2 separate regions of the Homo sapiens genome follow, and region 1 is linked to region 2. A link is an interaction called in ENCODE POLR2A ChIA-PET data of the cell type or tissue named here. Cell type or tissue: Panc1. All regions are shown on one strand. Links, peaks and the distances in the headings refer to the core of each region. The heading gives the core; the rest is flanking DNA.

Region 1 (8,345 bases), core at 100-8,099, 300 kb before region 2:
CATAAGTATTGATATGCTATCAAGTCAAATGCCAAGATTTTCACTCAATCCACAGATTTCCCATGCTATCAAAAAAGATATGATGAAAGACTCAATTAAAACATTCACCAACATCTAAATAAACTGTATCTGAGCAATTAATGTCTTTCGTCTAAATCTTTCATCATTTACTGTCAGCAATAAAGTCTTATTTATTGCAACGCAAGTTTAATCACAGTACTATTCAACTAAAAGCAAAAACAAAACAAAACCAACCTGGAAATGCAGAAATTGCAAAGAAGCAAAAATGCATAACTTCAGCTGCCATGTACCAGTACATGGTTTCCTCAACACTGCACCTGGAGGCCAACCCCGGGTCAGCATTCAAAAACACAACAGAAAACATGGCTTTTCCTTCTGCCTGCTAAATGTCATTTGAATATCACTCATTGGAAGGATGCAGCCAATGATGGTGACAAGAAAATCTGGAAAATAAGGTTCAAAGGAGAACTTAGAAGAGTAGGGTGCATATAGAGTCTCAACAATGACACCATTCTGACCCAGTGCTTTGTAAGCTGTTGTGTGTTGATTTATATTTTTCAGCCTCATTTTCTTCCACCTTATGATATGACATGCATCCTGCTCCATAAGCACCCACAACTATCCCCAAATTTCCCAGGTATGCCTTTTCCAATCATTGTCTTCAGAGCCACACCCATGATGCTATGGGAAAACTAGACTTATAAGTACCTCATATCTGCTTATCCTACACCACCTTCACCCATCTTTTGACTCCACTCCTCTGACTTCTGTATCTCAGCGGCATCACCACCCACACAGTTTGTGAAATCACAAACTTGGGCTTTATTGTTGATTCTTACTTTGCCTCCCTCTCCATCTAATCCATCTTGAAGTCCTGAGTGTTCTGACTCTTCCTTCTGGCTTCTCCACCTTATTTTAGGCTAAGATCATGTATGTCCTGGGTCATTCCAGAGCCTAAATTCCACACCCTGAACATTAAAAACATGTATCCAATGCTCAAATCCCTTTTGCATATGTATACGGGCTTAGAGAAACTAGAGAAGTTAGTTCTGATACCCTACTTCACTTGACATGTGCCAGTCAGATTTAAATCCAATTTATTTTCTAGCATTACCTTCCTTAATCAATAGAAAAATTGTTGTCTGTTTATCCATTGATTCCAACTGCAGAAAAATAACTCTTTATTTTCAGAGTTCTAAGGGAACAGGGAATACGCACTCATTCATCTTAGAGACGTCAGATGGATGAACAAAGGCTTAACTAGGCCAGCAAGCATGAATATTCTCTACTTTGGTCCTTACGTCTCATCCAGAGTCGTTCAGACCAGACAAAGCAGTGACGTTAGTAAGATTTGTATCAGGGCCTATTACCAATCTAATACCAACTGCAACCTAATAACCCTCCAACATGTATTGGTTGGAATGTGATTACTTTATCACTTTGATTTTTGTAGTGATATTAATTGGCTAATATGTTATCAATTCCTGTAAAAATATTTTAATGTTTTTAAGTAATTCTGAAAGACTGGAAATTGTATAGGAAGACAAAAATCCTCTCTACCTCCTGAAGCGTTTATCGAAGATATGATATCATGACCAGGGTTTGGGAAGAACAGATTGACAGAATATTGGTAATTCTTGAAGCTAAGCATTCAGCCACATTGTGCTGTCCTTTGCATGTTTGTATATTTTGGAATATTTTCATAATAGATAAATTTTTACCAAATTCTACCAAAGCCAAACATATGTATTTTTGCTGGTGGAATTTCAGAGCTATGGTGCAGGGTACAGAGACTTTTACAATGACAATATTTTACTCCCTACAGAGGCCACTGTAAGAGAGCACTACAATTTTATGAATAGATTCATCTCATCATGCAATTTTTATCATCCTTTTAATATGTATAATGTTATTTTTTTCTTTGGATGTCAGCCTTATTACATCAATTTAAAAGTTTTGTGCTTTGAATTTTTAGAATGAACATTTTAGTTCATGTATTAATCTTGTTTTTAATAAAGAGCTTCTTCTAAGCTTTTCTATAGCTGAACATAATTAAATCCTCTCATAAAAATGAAGTGCACAAATTCCTTGGTAATACAAATAATGATTCTGCACATGGCAATTTGTAGGATCTTGTCTTTCTAAATTCCAGGTGTTTCTGAGGTGAGCTTTACATGAATCGGGTCAAAATCTTTCTAATTAAAGTCATGTTTGCATAGGTAAATAAAGTGGTCCAGGATTGAAAAACAGGCATATAGTAACCGCCTATTTCAAGTTTATATAAAGCATCTGGCTACTAGATGACCTTTTGGGTCTTTTATATTATATTAACATCAAGGAATTCCATTCTGTCTACTTCTCTCTCCTGCACTGTACTAGAAGAGGACCTCCTCATCACCAGAAGCTTCCTGCAGAGAGTTGAACAAAAGTCTCCTCCTAGTATCCTTCAAGAAATGAGCTTAAGTATCTTAAAGATAAAATGGTCTATTTTTTAGTAAATAGTGACAGGGTGGTGGAAGAGTATGATTTATTTTGCCCATAAAATGTATTATTTTATGAACATTTTAATTATTTTTCAACATTTCACTTTAATCATGAAATGTAAATTCAAAGCAAATTTTTCTTTTAAATATTTATTTATGTCTGATAATTTGACAATGTTTTCCTTCAGTTTCAAATATTTACCCTTAACATTAGTAAACTAAAAATGATCAGCATTTTCTTTAGAAAGGAACTATTCACACAACCAATTTAGACTAATTTTACTTAAGTAAAGTATATATTTTACGAAATCAATTACTTATTCATTAGGAATAATTCAGAAGTTTCCAAATTTTTATAAATAATATGCCAATGGCAAATGTAAATTTGAAATGTATGCAAATTTAGATTTGTATCCTTTTCAATTAAAAAATAAAGCCAGTTCTGACAATGGTTCCCAGGTTACTTCATTGGTTCTAAAGTGGCTTCAAATTTTTAAAATTTTTTTTTCATACATAATACACACATAATATCAATGACCAAAACAATTTGAGAAACATTATTTTTACTTGACTTTTTTTGTGGAAAAATAAAATGAATCATGATATGGAGGATATATAATAGCGTCAGTTACACTTTTTCTCATACTTCTTTTCTTTCTTACAGGAATATGCCCAAAGTTTGGAGGTGATTCCTTTATTTTATCCCTTTACAGGTATGGGGACAGAGAGGCACTTAAGTGTCTATAATAGTACCATAAAAGGTTTCTGCTTAAGGTATGCAATTGAAGACATGTAATCATAACTTCTGATTTTACCAGTCTACCTATTTGTCACTCCAAATACCTTACATCCAGCTCCTTTTTGTTTTAGTTCCTGCCGCCCTACCTGGTGGAATCAATTGTCCTGTCCAGGAGCTTTGGCAAGGGTCTCTGTGCAGAGGTTAGAACTATTTCAATAAACGTGTGTGTGAACTAATTTTAAAAAAATGAATCAATGTTTAGACAAAGCAGATTTCACAGCAAACAAAATTACCAGGGATAAAAAGGAACACTATTTAACAATAAAGGGTTCAACTCTCCAAAAAGACACAATTCTTAATGTGCATTTGTTTAAACAAGAAAACTTAAAAATGCGTGAGGCAAAAACTGACAGCAATGCAAAGATAAATAGATGAATCTACTGTCATAGTAGAAGACTGCAACTTCCACAGTCAGAAACAGATTTAAGAGCCAGAAAATCAGTAAGGACATAGCTTAACTCAACAGCACCAAATATTAACCGGATATAATTGACGTCTATAGACTACTTCATTCAACAACAGCAGAATACACATTCTTCTTAAGATCCCATGCAACACTCACCAAGGTAGTCCAGTTTCTGGGCTATAAAACAGGACTTAAAAAGTTAAAAGAATGTAATTCATACAAAGAATGCTTTCAAACTACAATGAAATTGAACTAGACATGAATAACAGAAAGATAGCTAGAAAATTCCAAAATACCTAGAGATTAAAAAACATACTTCTAAGTAACACATGGATCAAAGAAAGATTCCCAAGAGAAAGCTAAAATATTCTGAATTAAATGAAAATACAGTAAATAGCAAAAGTAGTCCTTAGAGAGAAATTATAGTGTAGAATGCAGATGTGAGGAAAAAAAGATAAAGATCCAAAAAACAATAATCTAAACTTTTCTTAGAAAAATAGAAATAGGAGAGGCAATTAAATACAAAGCAAGAGAGGAAAAATAAACAATAAAATTTAGGGCCAAAAGTAATAAAATTTTATAAAGAAAATTAATAGAGAAAATCAACAAAACTAGAAGCTGGTTCTTTGGTAGGATAATAAAATTCACTCCTTGTAGCTTCTTTACCTTTAGTGAGGCTAGCCAAAAAAAAAAAACAAACAAACAAAAAAAAAAGAGGGAGAGAGAAGGCAAAAAGAGCTAATATCTGACATGTAAAAGGGACCATCACCACTGATCCCAAAGACATTAAAATGATAATAAACAATTTTATGAAAACTATGTCGAAAACTTTGACAACTTAGCTGAAATGGACAAATTACTAGAAACACAAGCCACAGAAACACACAAAGAGAAATAGACAATCTGAATGGGAAAATATTGAATAATGAAATTATATCAATAATTAATAACCTTCCAAAACAGAAAGTACCAGCCATATGGTGAATTCTACCAAATTTTTTTTATGGAAGAAATTTTGCTAATTCTCTACAATCTTTTCCAGAAAATAGAAACAGAGAAGAGTTTTATTTTTTTTAATGAACTTCTATCTGTACCAGAGAGAGAATAGTTCTTAACTTGTTCTATAACAACCGCATTATCGAACACAAAAACCAGAGAAAAACATTATAAAAAATTAAAATGATAAACCAACATTTTTAATAAATATAGATGCGCAAACCATCACAAATAAGTTCAAAAACTCAATTTAATAACATATAAAAAGAATTATACTCCACACTGAAGTGGGATTTATTCCAGGTGTGCCAGACTATTTCCACATTTGAAAATCAATTAGCATAATCCATCATTTCACAGACTACAGAAGCAATATCATATTATCACATCAATTGATGAAAGAACAGATTTGACAAAATCCAACACTTATTCATGATTAAAATGCTCAACAAACTAAGAATAGAGAGGAACTTTTCCAATAAAATGAACATCTCCAAAAAACTTACATTACATGTCATGCTTAATGGTGAGAAAGTTGATACCATCTGCCTAAGATTGAGACCAAGGCAGGAATTTCCCCTCTGAACACTCTAATTAAACATCATACTGGTAGTCTTGGCTAATGTAGTAAGGCAATAGAAGGAAATAAAAATTATACAGAGAAAGAAAGAAGAAATTAAACTACCCTTATGCAGAGATGGTATTATGTGATATGATTGTCTATAAGAAAATAACCCTAAATCCATCAAAATACTATTGGAGCATGAAAGGAATTATAACAAGATTGTTGCAGGATACAGGATAATATATAAAAGTCAATTGCTTTCCCATATACTAGCTCTGAAAAATTGGAAATTTGAATTCCATGACAATAACATTTATATCAGCAGACAAAAATTGAATATGTAAGAATTAATCTAACAAGTATGTACAAGATTTATATGAGAAAATGACACAACTCTAGTAAGAGAAATCCAAGATCCAAATAAATGGAGAGATATTCCACAATATGGATAGGAAGTCTCAATATTATTAAGATGTTGATTTTCCCCAACTTGATGTATTGATTCACCACAATCTCTATCAAAATCACAGGAAATTATTTTTTAACATAGAAAAATTGATTCTAAAGTTCATATGGAAAGGCAAAGGACCCAGCATAACCCACACAGTACTGAGCAGCGACCCTGGAGGACACAAACCACATGACCCAGAACTTACTACAAAGCTGCAGTGATCTAGAAAGTGTGATATTCACAAAATAATGGGCAAATAGATCAATGGAACATAATAGAGATCCCTGAAATAGACTCAAACATATACACTCAACTAGTCTTTCATCAAAGACCGAAGGCAATTCAGTGGAGCAAAGAGTTTTTTCTATAAATGTGGCTGGAACAACAATAAAATGAATCCAGACACAGACTTTAAACTTTTCAAATAAAATAACTGAAAAGAGCCACAGGACTAAATGTGAAACAGACAAAAATAATCACACAACTTTGATAAGATAGCAGAGGTGAAAATATAGGCGACCTTGGATCTGGTGATGACTTTTTAGATACAAAGGCATGGTCCATTACAGAAGACAATTGATACAAGCTAGACTGTGGTGCATGTGGGTGGGCGGAATTATATGGAAATTAATTTTACTTCCTGTGTAATTATTCTATAAACCTAAAACTGCTCTAGCAAATAAAGTCTATTTAAGAAGAAACAATACTCATTAACTACTATTTTTTCTTTTTTTTGAGATAGAGTCTCTCTCTGTTGCCAGGCTGGAGTGCAGTGGTGCGATCTCTGCTCACTGCAACCTCCACTTCCCTGGTTCAAGTGATTCTCCTGCCTCAGCCTCCCGAGTAGCTGGGACTACAGGCGTGCGCCACCACACCCAGCTAATTTTTGTTTTTTTAGTAGAGATGGGGTTTCACCATGTTGGTCAGGGTGGTCTCGATCTCCTGACCTTGTGATCTGTGCGCCTCCGCCTCCCAAAGTGCTGGGATTACAAGCATGAGACACTGCCCCTGGCCTCATTAACTACATTTTTTAAATGGGTGCCTTTTATTTTTCTTAAAATTATATGCCAAAAAAGTTGATTAAAAATTGGAAAAACGTGGATAAATGAATATACTTTAATCAGCTCTGTGATTACTTCTCTCAGCAATGTATTGGCATTATTTATTATTGACCTCAGGCTTTTTGATGGAGAGGAGGGCCAGGATATGGAAACCTGAAAATAGTTTTCAGAAAACTAGAGCTGGCCAGGCACCGTGGCTCACACCTGTAATTCCAGCACTTCGGGAGGCCGAAGGGGGCAGATCACTTGAGGTCAGGAGGTGGAGACCAGTCTGGCCAACATGGTGAAACCCCATCTCTACAAAAAAAATGCAAAAATTAGCCAGGCATAGCAGTGGGCATTTGTAATCCCAGCTACTTGGGAGGCTGAGGCAGGAGAATTGCTTGAATCCAGGAAGTGGAGGTTGTAGTGAGCTGAGATCACGCCACCGCACTCCAGCCTGGGTGACAAAGTGAGGAAAAAAAAAAAAAAAAACACCAAAAAATTAGAACAAGGATGTATAGGAGCCATACAGGCTTCATAACTCAAAATAAGCTATAATTAAATGAAACACTTTCAGCTTCAGAAAGAATTCTGAATTTTAAATGAATTGTGATATTTTGAAATAAAATTTCCATGTGGAAATTTAAAAAACTGTAATACTAATATTTTATGAAACAGCTGAATCAGAAGATGCAGTTGAACATTTAGAAAATGGAAGTATATCTGATTTGAGATCGCATCAGGGTAGATCTCTCTCACTGAAAGCACTTACTGCAGCAAGCATGGGTGGTAGAATGGAAGTTTCTGCTTTCTTTCCCTGTGCCACAGTCTTCTACGTGGCTGGTCCTTGAAAGTTCTTCATCTCTAAGACTCAGTTTCTCTTTCATAAAATAAAGGTAATTGTAGTGCCAATCCTTAGGAGATGTGAAAATTAAATAAGACAGTACATATAAAACATTTAGTATATTTTGCAGTAAAAAGTCAATACAATTTGTTAATATTATTAATGGCATATTGTCATGAGTATTTATTTTTAATTATTCCCTCTGCCCCTGCAAAAATTTCATGGAGAGAAAGAAATATAGGAGAAATAACTAGCAAGGCTTTAAGAAATGATGATCTGTGATTGCAACCATTTTGGTATATTAGGTTTATAAAATCACTTTTTTTTTAAGTCAAATGTTCTATTTGAACTTTACCTGCATGATTTTTGAAAACTATGATGTTTTATCAAATTGCAGGCTTTTTTTTTGTATTAAATGGCACTGTAAATACCACAGTCATCTGATGGCATTCACAGGTGATTGGTTTCAGAACCCTCTCAGATACCAAATCCAGGATGATAAGTCCCTTATATCAAAAGGTGTAGTATTTGCATACAACGTACATACACATCCTGCCTTGTACTTTAGACCATTTCTAGATTACTTATACTACCTAATGAAAGCAAATGCTATGTAAACAGTCGTTACACTGTATTGCCTTCTATTTGTATTATTTTAATTTTTTTCCGATTATTTTTGATCCAAGGTTGGTTGAATTTGTAAATTAACTGGTGAAAACAGAGGGCTGACTATATAA
Region 2 (8,345 bases), core at 128-8,127:
GGCATCTCTGGTGGGGCATGGCAATGTGAGTCCCTTCCCTGGATGGGGTTTGCTAGGGTGTGTTTTGGGATCAAGCATATAGGAATGATCCTCTAATCATCCTGAGCCCCAGCCCTCTTACGAATCTTTGAAGGGTGCTTGTCATTGTGGCTTGGGGTGATGCCCATAGGAATGGGGGGGCATGTGGCTCTACTCCCCTGGGCCCTTTGGCGATGTTGCCCATGAGCCCTTGCCCTCCACTGTGCCCTCACAAACCCCAGCCAAGAACACCTTAGGAAGACAAATTTAAGGCTCTCCTCCCATTTCCTCGCTTGCCACCCTGAAATCATTAAACTCGTTCTTTGCTGCAGTCCTTGCTGTCTCAGTGTTGGACTGTTACTGCATGCACACCTACTGGTTCTATGACAGAGCCAGAGATGATCATGAGATTCTGACTTCTCTGGAAATATGAAGAAATTCAGGAAATAGCAGTGAACTGTCTACCCGACCTGAACTTAAGGGTTAAGCCAATTTTTCTAGGCTATTGTTGATGTTTGGATTGCAGATAAAGTGAAATATATCCAGCAGATGCATATTGCTATTCAAGTGGGGAATCAAGAAGAGCTGATCAATCTTTAAGTTGTGACATGAACGGGCCCACTAGTGGGGAGCCACACGGGCTTTGGACTAGCCTCTGCTCTTCCTGTGTGAGCCATTTGGGAGGTATCTGCTGAGGTCCCCAGTGAGACTTGCATCTGCTGGGCCCAGCACCCTTGTTTTCCTCAGTCCCCACCCCAGCCTGTGCTGAGTGTTGGTGTCCTGTGCTCAGCGTTCTGCTCTTGCAGCCTGGCACATCTCAGTTAGGTGCCTCATCCTGTGGAAAAGGCTCCATCAGCTTAAGTGACCTCCCAAATTGGAAATTTCATTTGGCCAATACTGATGGGTGGCAGCCCAGGTCACAAGACTTAGAGCCTAATGCAGCAAGGCCCAGTCCAATCAGTTAACTGCCAAGGAGACCCATAGCTCTTGTCCCCAAAGCTTGCAGCCACATGTCCTGGCCAAGCCAAAACACCTCCCTCTCTTTCTTTTGTGTCTAGAATCTGATGTCTTCTTTATTTCTAAAAGCTCTTTGCCAGTGCACTCAGATTTTGTAGCATGGAATTGAAATTGCATAAATCAGGGAGACCTGAAACAGCACCAGCTCTTCTGAAGCACAGTGTAACACAGAGAGCAGAGCACAGCCCCTGGTGAGCATCCAGCTCCTGGGAGAAAGGAAAGGACTCTCACTTCTCTCCTCTTCTTTCCTGAAGGTGGAAGGGGCAGGGCGGGGAGATGAGGGTTGCAGTTGTGAAATGTTTTGCATCAACTCCCCAGCCATGGTGCCCAGGTACATGGTTAAATGACATTCTGCATTTGCCTGTGAAGGCGTTTTCACATGAGACTCACATTAAAGTTGGTGGACTTTGAGTAAAGCACATTGCCCTACCTAATGCTGTGGGCTTCATCCAACAGAAAGAAAGGCTGATCGTCCCCTGAGTGAACAAGAAGGAATTCTGCAAGCACACAGTCTTCAGACTCAAACTGCAACCTCAGTGCTTTCCTGGGTCTCCAGTCTACTGGCCCACCTTGTAGATTCTGAACTTCTCAGCCTCTATAGCCTCTATAGTCATATGAGCTAATTCCTTAAAATGTATAAACCTCTTTACACACACACACACGCACACATATATTACATATATACATACATATGTAATATATATGTAATATATATGTATATATATATGTATTACATATATAAGTATTTAAAAATGTGTAGGAGGTGGATATATGTAATATATAGTATATATATACACACATATATACACAATAAACACACATATATAGCATATCCTATAAGTTCTGCTTCTCTGACTAATATGAGAGGGCAGGGCTGTTAAGCTAATGCATCTCCCTGCACATTGAGAGAGAAGTTCCGTCTCCTTGCACTCCTGCTCCTCTAGGAGAAAGTGTCCACATCCAGGATTGTCAACTTCTTCAAAACCAAGCAAATCAGAAGAAAAAGCAACAAAAGACAAGCCAGAATAAACCCAAAAACTGATGAAAAAGCTCACTGTCTTACTTATCATCAAACAGTATTAATACATGGGAAAGAAACACATAGATTTCCCACAGTTTTTCTAATAAAAAGAATAAGATGATCATTCTGTAGTTTTTAACATGCCTAAACATGAGGTCTGTAATACTTTGGATGAAGGGAACTACTAATACCTTTCCACAGACCTCAAGTAGGGTGACTATAGCTCATTTGGTATCATCACTTAAAAATACATATGATTACTGAGCCAATAATATATTATAAAATATTATATTAAAATAAAATATTCTAAAAATATAAGATTAGTGGTCTGCGAAGGGCTCACCCTGCTTTCTTCAGTCCATTCCAGACCACCCTCATCTCCATCCAATCTCCATTTCCTCTGGCCTCACCCGTGCATCAAGCATCTAGCTGGCACCAATGAGCGCAGCCTCGACCCCCTAATTCAGCCATCCCATAATTAGCTTTGTGGTCTTTCCAAACCATGATTCTTGCCACACAGCTTCATGCAGCCCTGACCCCATGCTAGGAGTCTCCAGTGCCTTCAGGATGGAAACCCTAAATCTTTAGCAGATGTCCAAGTCCTGCCTTCTAGTCACTATCAGTTCCCAGTGGGACCCTCCACTCTCCTTTCTCACCATTTGCCACCTTGAATTTTATGCCCCAGCCACTTGGAACTGTGAACTGCTGCCTTAAATAAGTGTGTTTTTGATGAGTTCACACCTTCTCCGATGCTGAATTTCCTCCTTGATATTCCCATCCACCTCCTACACATTTTTAAAGCTACCTCCACATATCACTGCCTTCAGGAAATTATCTTCCCAGTCTGGATTAGTTGCACATTTTTGAATCTCTGTATCCCCAACACCTAGCACAGCACAGTGAATATAAAACTATAAAAGACACACAAAGATGTTTACTAAATTATTTGATGAATAGAATTAGAATAATTTTATTCTGCATGGTTCAATACAAAGAAAAAATTAATTATTTGATTTAGAATTACCTATTAACCAACAAGACATTTTTAGCTTCTTTAAATATAATTTGATATCGTTCCACTTATCTGAGTATTTCTCTGCGTAATGGAAATAATTATTATTGAATAGGAAAAAAAACTGCCTTGGCGCTTACATTTGTCCTGGAAAAAATAGCATTTCAAGAACCATTATTCATATTGTACCATAAAATTACTATAAATGCAAGTCTTGTTCAGTAAAAAAAGCAACTCTATTTAAAGAAAAATAAAAATAGCTGTTGTTTTGGAACTGTCTCACCTGCCCAGGAAAATAGAACTTCTCTCTCTAAGCACCATCCTTCATAACTGTTGTCAGATCAGTCTTTAAAGGTTAGATTTTTAGAAAGCAGACATCTTTTTTGTTTGTTTTTCTTTTTAAAATAATATTTATTTTATTATTTACATAGCTTTAGGGGTACAAGGGCCATTTGGTTACACAGATGAATTGTATAGTGGTAAAGTCTGAAATTTTAGTGCATATACCACTGTCACCCTAGTGGTATATACTGTACCCAATATGTAGTTTTTCTCCCTAACCCCCGCCCTCCACGCTTCTGGGTCTCCAATGTTCATTAACCACCCCGTATGCCCTTGCATGCCCATGGCTTAGCTCCCATGCAGTGTTTGGTTTTCCTTTCCCAAGTTACTTCATTTAGAAAAATAGCCTCCAGTTCCCTCCAAGTTACTGCAGAAGACATCATTTCATTCTTTTTTTATAACTGAATAGTATCCATAGTGTGTATGTACCATATTTTCGTTACCGCTCATCAGTGGATCGCCGATTAGGTTGGTTCCCTATCTTTGCAATTGTGAATTGTGCAAAAGCAGGCATCTTAAAGGCAATACATGCAGTGAGCGTCTACCCCAGGTCACAACTGCTAAACAAAAAACTCTAGTGTGTGAGTTAAGAGACTCAGTTTTCATGCCTGATCAGCTTTGTGACACTGGAGAAGTCTCCTGCTTCCTACGTTAGGCGAGGAAACTGAGATGGGGTCGAATATAAGGTCTTCTCTGGAAAGATGTGTAAGATTTCCTGACTTTGGAAAACCTGCTTTGTTTTCTCCAGAATGAGATGTGGTAACCCATAGCAATGAACAACAAAATAACAAGTGGGAAGGGGCCTAATGTTAGAGAGACTTCTGCGTTTGTTGATTCAAAGCTTGGGAAATCTGTACTACTACTGCACTCCAGTAACAGAAATCAGCTGATTCATATGCACCTATTTATCCTGAAATCTAAAAGACACGAAACCATTAGAAACACTTTATTCACCATATAGCTCACAAGAAAGCTCAACAGATCGTCTTACTTTTTCTGTTCTCTTATTGAGACTCATGTTTACCATTAGCAGATTATCCAATTATGTTGTTTTAGGCAATATTTATTGCCAGCTATACATAAGTACTGTGAGGCAATCTGATAACAAAGCTAATAATAAGAAGGAGAATTTACCTTCCAGGGCCCCATAGTCTAGGGCTGGGGGTAGACAATACCTGACCTGAACTTGAGAGGGATGCATCCCTATATTTTATAATCTATTGTCTGGCCACTTATTACTTTAAGACTGTTGCAAAGAAACTAGAGGCATTTGACAATTTCTGTAAAATATTGCTATCAGATAGTGTTAGGTGAATACTCACAGGCCATCATGAGCAAGAGTCCACACAGTCAACTCCCTGCAACCCACAGGTGGCAGCTGCCATCACCTGTTCACCCTAAATTTAAGGGTAGTGCATTCCACACCTGTAACTTTTGCTTCCTTGACATTTAGAGTTTTCTAAATATAAGAGTAAACCAAATATTTTTTGTTTACAAGATTAATAGTTTTTAAACATGTTTTGTGAAAATTGAGGAGAGATTTGGGAAGACAGATGTGTATATTCTCAGTATGTTTTAGCCTCCTGAGCCCCCAAGCATGAATATATGAGGCTTCAAAGAGAAGAAAAATGAGAACGTGTCTTTTATCTTTGCTAATATTCAATTAAGTAGATCAAGTGAATCTTGAATCTTTAAGTATATACGATGCTAATATTTTAATTTCTTTCAACACATTTATTCTTGATCTTGGATTCCTGTGAGGACTTAAAGAAAACCAGTGACACTCACTCACTCAGACTTGGAACCACCTAAGAGATAAATGCAGAGGTTTGGTAGAGGGAGATAAAAATATCAGCCTTATTACTGCTATGGGGGAAGATATGGCTGAGGACTGCAGTACTAGGGACTTCTGAACAATGAGCCCTAGAACTAGGAGACCCATCCTCCCAGCCATAGGTGTCTGTGCTACCACCGGGCTCCCTTCCTGGAGCCTGGGGTCTTATTGTAAATGCACAAAAGCCAAGAGTCAAGAAGAAACAGCTTGCAGAGAGGTGAATCCCAGAGAAAGGAGTGAAGGGATTAACCATGCCTGCCAGCTTCTTCTCTCTGAACTTCCCACTCAGATAATCCTCTCCCTCTTCCACCAGGGAAGTAACAGAGTGTGGAGGGAGGCCGGGATGCTGGAAACACAAACGCAGGGGAGAGAAGGCTGTTTCTCCTGCAGCAGTTACTGGCAGCCAAGTCCTGGGCTCTCATTCCAGAGAAGATTTCTCACATTTTCTTCCTGGAATTGCGGTATGCTCCGAAGACATATAGTTACTGCAAATAGGTTCAACATGATGCATTTCTATGCAATTTAACAAAGGCCAATGGTATTGTAGTTCAAGTAAATATAATATTGAGCAGAAAGCTAATTCGGAAAACGTTGCCCAGAAAAAAGGTACCCACACATTTTATTAAGTAAATAACAATCATCCTTAGCTATTACCTGAGATGTGGCATGGGATAATGAGATTTTTTTTCAGGTTCTAGGACTTGATTATGTAGGTGGATAAATGTCAATATTTTCAGGTGAATGGTAGTGGAGGGAACCATGACTAATTCCATATGATAGATTTTAGAGTTTCACCTGGGAAGACAAAATAAATAGACTTTTCATAGCTATCGTTGGAACAAAAATACTTAGATGCAAATTTATATACCAAAATAAACTCCAAGTGGATGAAGGGGTAAAACATTAAAAAGCTAAAGATAGTCTCGATTGGAAGTAATAATGCCTCCAACTTTGAGGTTGACAGAAACGCAGACCAGAACATTTAAAAATGAAACGAATTTAAAAGTTCAAAATGAAAATGTAAAGCTAAAACACATTTACAAATTTAATGTATACATCTAAAACTAAAATGAATAACAAAGTTACAACAAAAACACAAACTAGGAAATATATGTGTACATGTTACAACAGGTAAATTTTAATGTTTATCTTAGTTTCAAAACAAAAAATACAATCAAATCTCCACATGCCATATTTTCAAAAGATATAAAAACAATTCTCACAAGTGAAAATATGACTAGGTAACAAACATTCACAACTTTTTTGACTCTGTGAAAAATACAAATTGAACTACCATACTGCATGATTTTATACTCACAAATAAGTAAAGGTTATTTTAATGAATCAATGCTATTCCTGGAAATTGTCATGGCTTATAGAGTTTTGCTTCTAAAAATAATGCATGAAACCATTGTTCTGTCCAAAAAGCTTGTCATACCTGTTTGTTTTGATGATTTCATGTTAAGAAACATAGACTAGATATGAAGTGCATGATGACAGTTCGGAGCAGGAGTTCTGGAGCCAGACCACCTGGATTCAAATTTTAGTTCTATTATTCACAAACTATAAATAGCTAAGAAGTAAAATGTTTGCTGAACAATAATACTTACAGTTGCATACTTACATGACTGAACAATAAAAAAATGACATAGTACTCAACTATGATACAGCCAGTCAAAATAACCATTAAAAAGGCATTGTCAAAAAAACTATTATATAATAGCAAATAAAAATAACACATAAAGAAAGACAACATGTATGCACATGATGAGCAGCATGATAGAAAATACGTGCACATTTATAAGGTATTATTTTAACTGGTATGAATTTTTAGCAATTTGTAATTAGGATCTCTAGAAGAGTTTGTTACCAAAATATAAGTTATAAAGAATTATATGTTGCAGACAAATCAGCCATTTATTTAACCACTATTGGATACTTGCTAGTTCACACACTGCTTGCTACTAAGAATGCAAAATTGACTGTTGCCTTTAAAAGAAGATAGATGAGCAAACAAAATGCAATACCATCACATTTTTAAGTAGGCGCTTTTTGTGGGGACAAAGTGGATCAGGAAACTGAGAGATGAATTCAAGGGTGAGGATTCATGAGTGACAGAACCTAAGTGGACATGACATCATTGAGATGAATGTGAATGCAAATGGAATGCCCGGTCCTTTTCAGGACAAATAAAGACATTAAAGAAAAATGGAAAGGAATTCCAGAAAATTGTGAAAGAGAGAGATAGAGAATAAAAGTTTTTATTTTTAAAGTGTCTAATTATACCTGGATGATTTATTCTTTCTAAAATCAACAGAAATTTTGTATCATACTTAATACAGTAACTAGTGCTGTTAGTAAAATGTTGTGATGCACCCCATACTGGGAATGAAATGGTGAAGCAATAAAATTCTGGAGCTTCTTCGAGCAGATGTATTGTTGTTAAGCAGGAAGTTTAGTGGGACTATATTTCTGTTCACTAGGATATTTGTCTTCATCTTGGATTTATAGTGGAGAAACAGAAAAGATGACAGACCTAGAACATCCAATAGGCAAAATGCTACAGGGCTACTATGCAAAGGGAGAGACAATATCCTGTGTTAATTAATTACACCACTTCCTACTGCATTTAACAGGAAACACTAGAAAAGTAATACTTTCCAAATACAGTTAATGAAGAACCAGCATTTAAAATCTGAACTTTGCACACTTTGCAAATGTAGTCACAGAATTTACCATTTTTTGTATATTATGACAAAGTTCTTTTTACAGAGAAATACACACCAACGTGAGACAAAAAGAACTGGAGTCTGGTGAGATAGAGAAGAACTAGAGAGTACACACAGAACATAAATAGGACATGTGTGGTACAAGAAGAGGAGAAGTCAAGATTCAGCTGGACAGAGGCTCCCTGAGTCAGCATTTCCAATGGTTTGTTTCATGTTTATCCAGTCTCTATGGTGTTTTATACAGGTTTTGTTGAAAAGAGCCATGTGGGCAAGTTAAGTTGAAAAATTTGGATTAAGCAAATGTGATCAGGTTCCTTTATTCTTCTTAGTGCTCTGTGCTAATACATATGGAACCCAATGGGAGGGGAAGAC

The links. ChIA-PET counts read pairs that join two places held together with the same protein. Peaks named below come from ENCODE experiments on the same cell type or tissue, not always from the same donor. Only the 100,000 strongest peaks of a DNase experiment are listed, where the experiment ranks them.
Region 1: POLR2A ChIA-PET joins it to region 2 with 15 read pairs; 3 of 35 experiments call an interaction of 5 or more read pairs at or near these places.

Annotation. Positions count from the first base shown.
Region 1 is chr10:4,416,014-4,424,358 of GRCh38, forward strand. No RefSeq gene overlaps it. Among named protein-coding and RNA genes, the nearest start is that of LINC00703, 36 kb to the left of the region's middle. In Panc1, for the core only: no CTCF peak of the experiment used is centred there; no DNase peak of the experiment used is centred there; H3K27ac peaks cover 623 bases.
Region 2 is chr10:4,712,502-4,720,846 of GRCh38, forward strand. All of the region lies in intron 2 of LOC105376375 (a long non-coding RNA gene), which reads right to left. It overlaps LOC107984197 (a long non-coding RNA gene), which reads left to right. Exons shown (of 3, transcript XR_001747339.1): 3 at 8,017-8,345. Among named protein-coding and RNA genes, the nearest start is that of MANCR, 39 kb to the left of the region's middle. In Panc1, for the core only: no CTCF peak of the experiment used is centred there; no DNase peak of the experiment used is centred there; H3K27ac peaks cover 4,108 bases.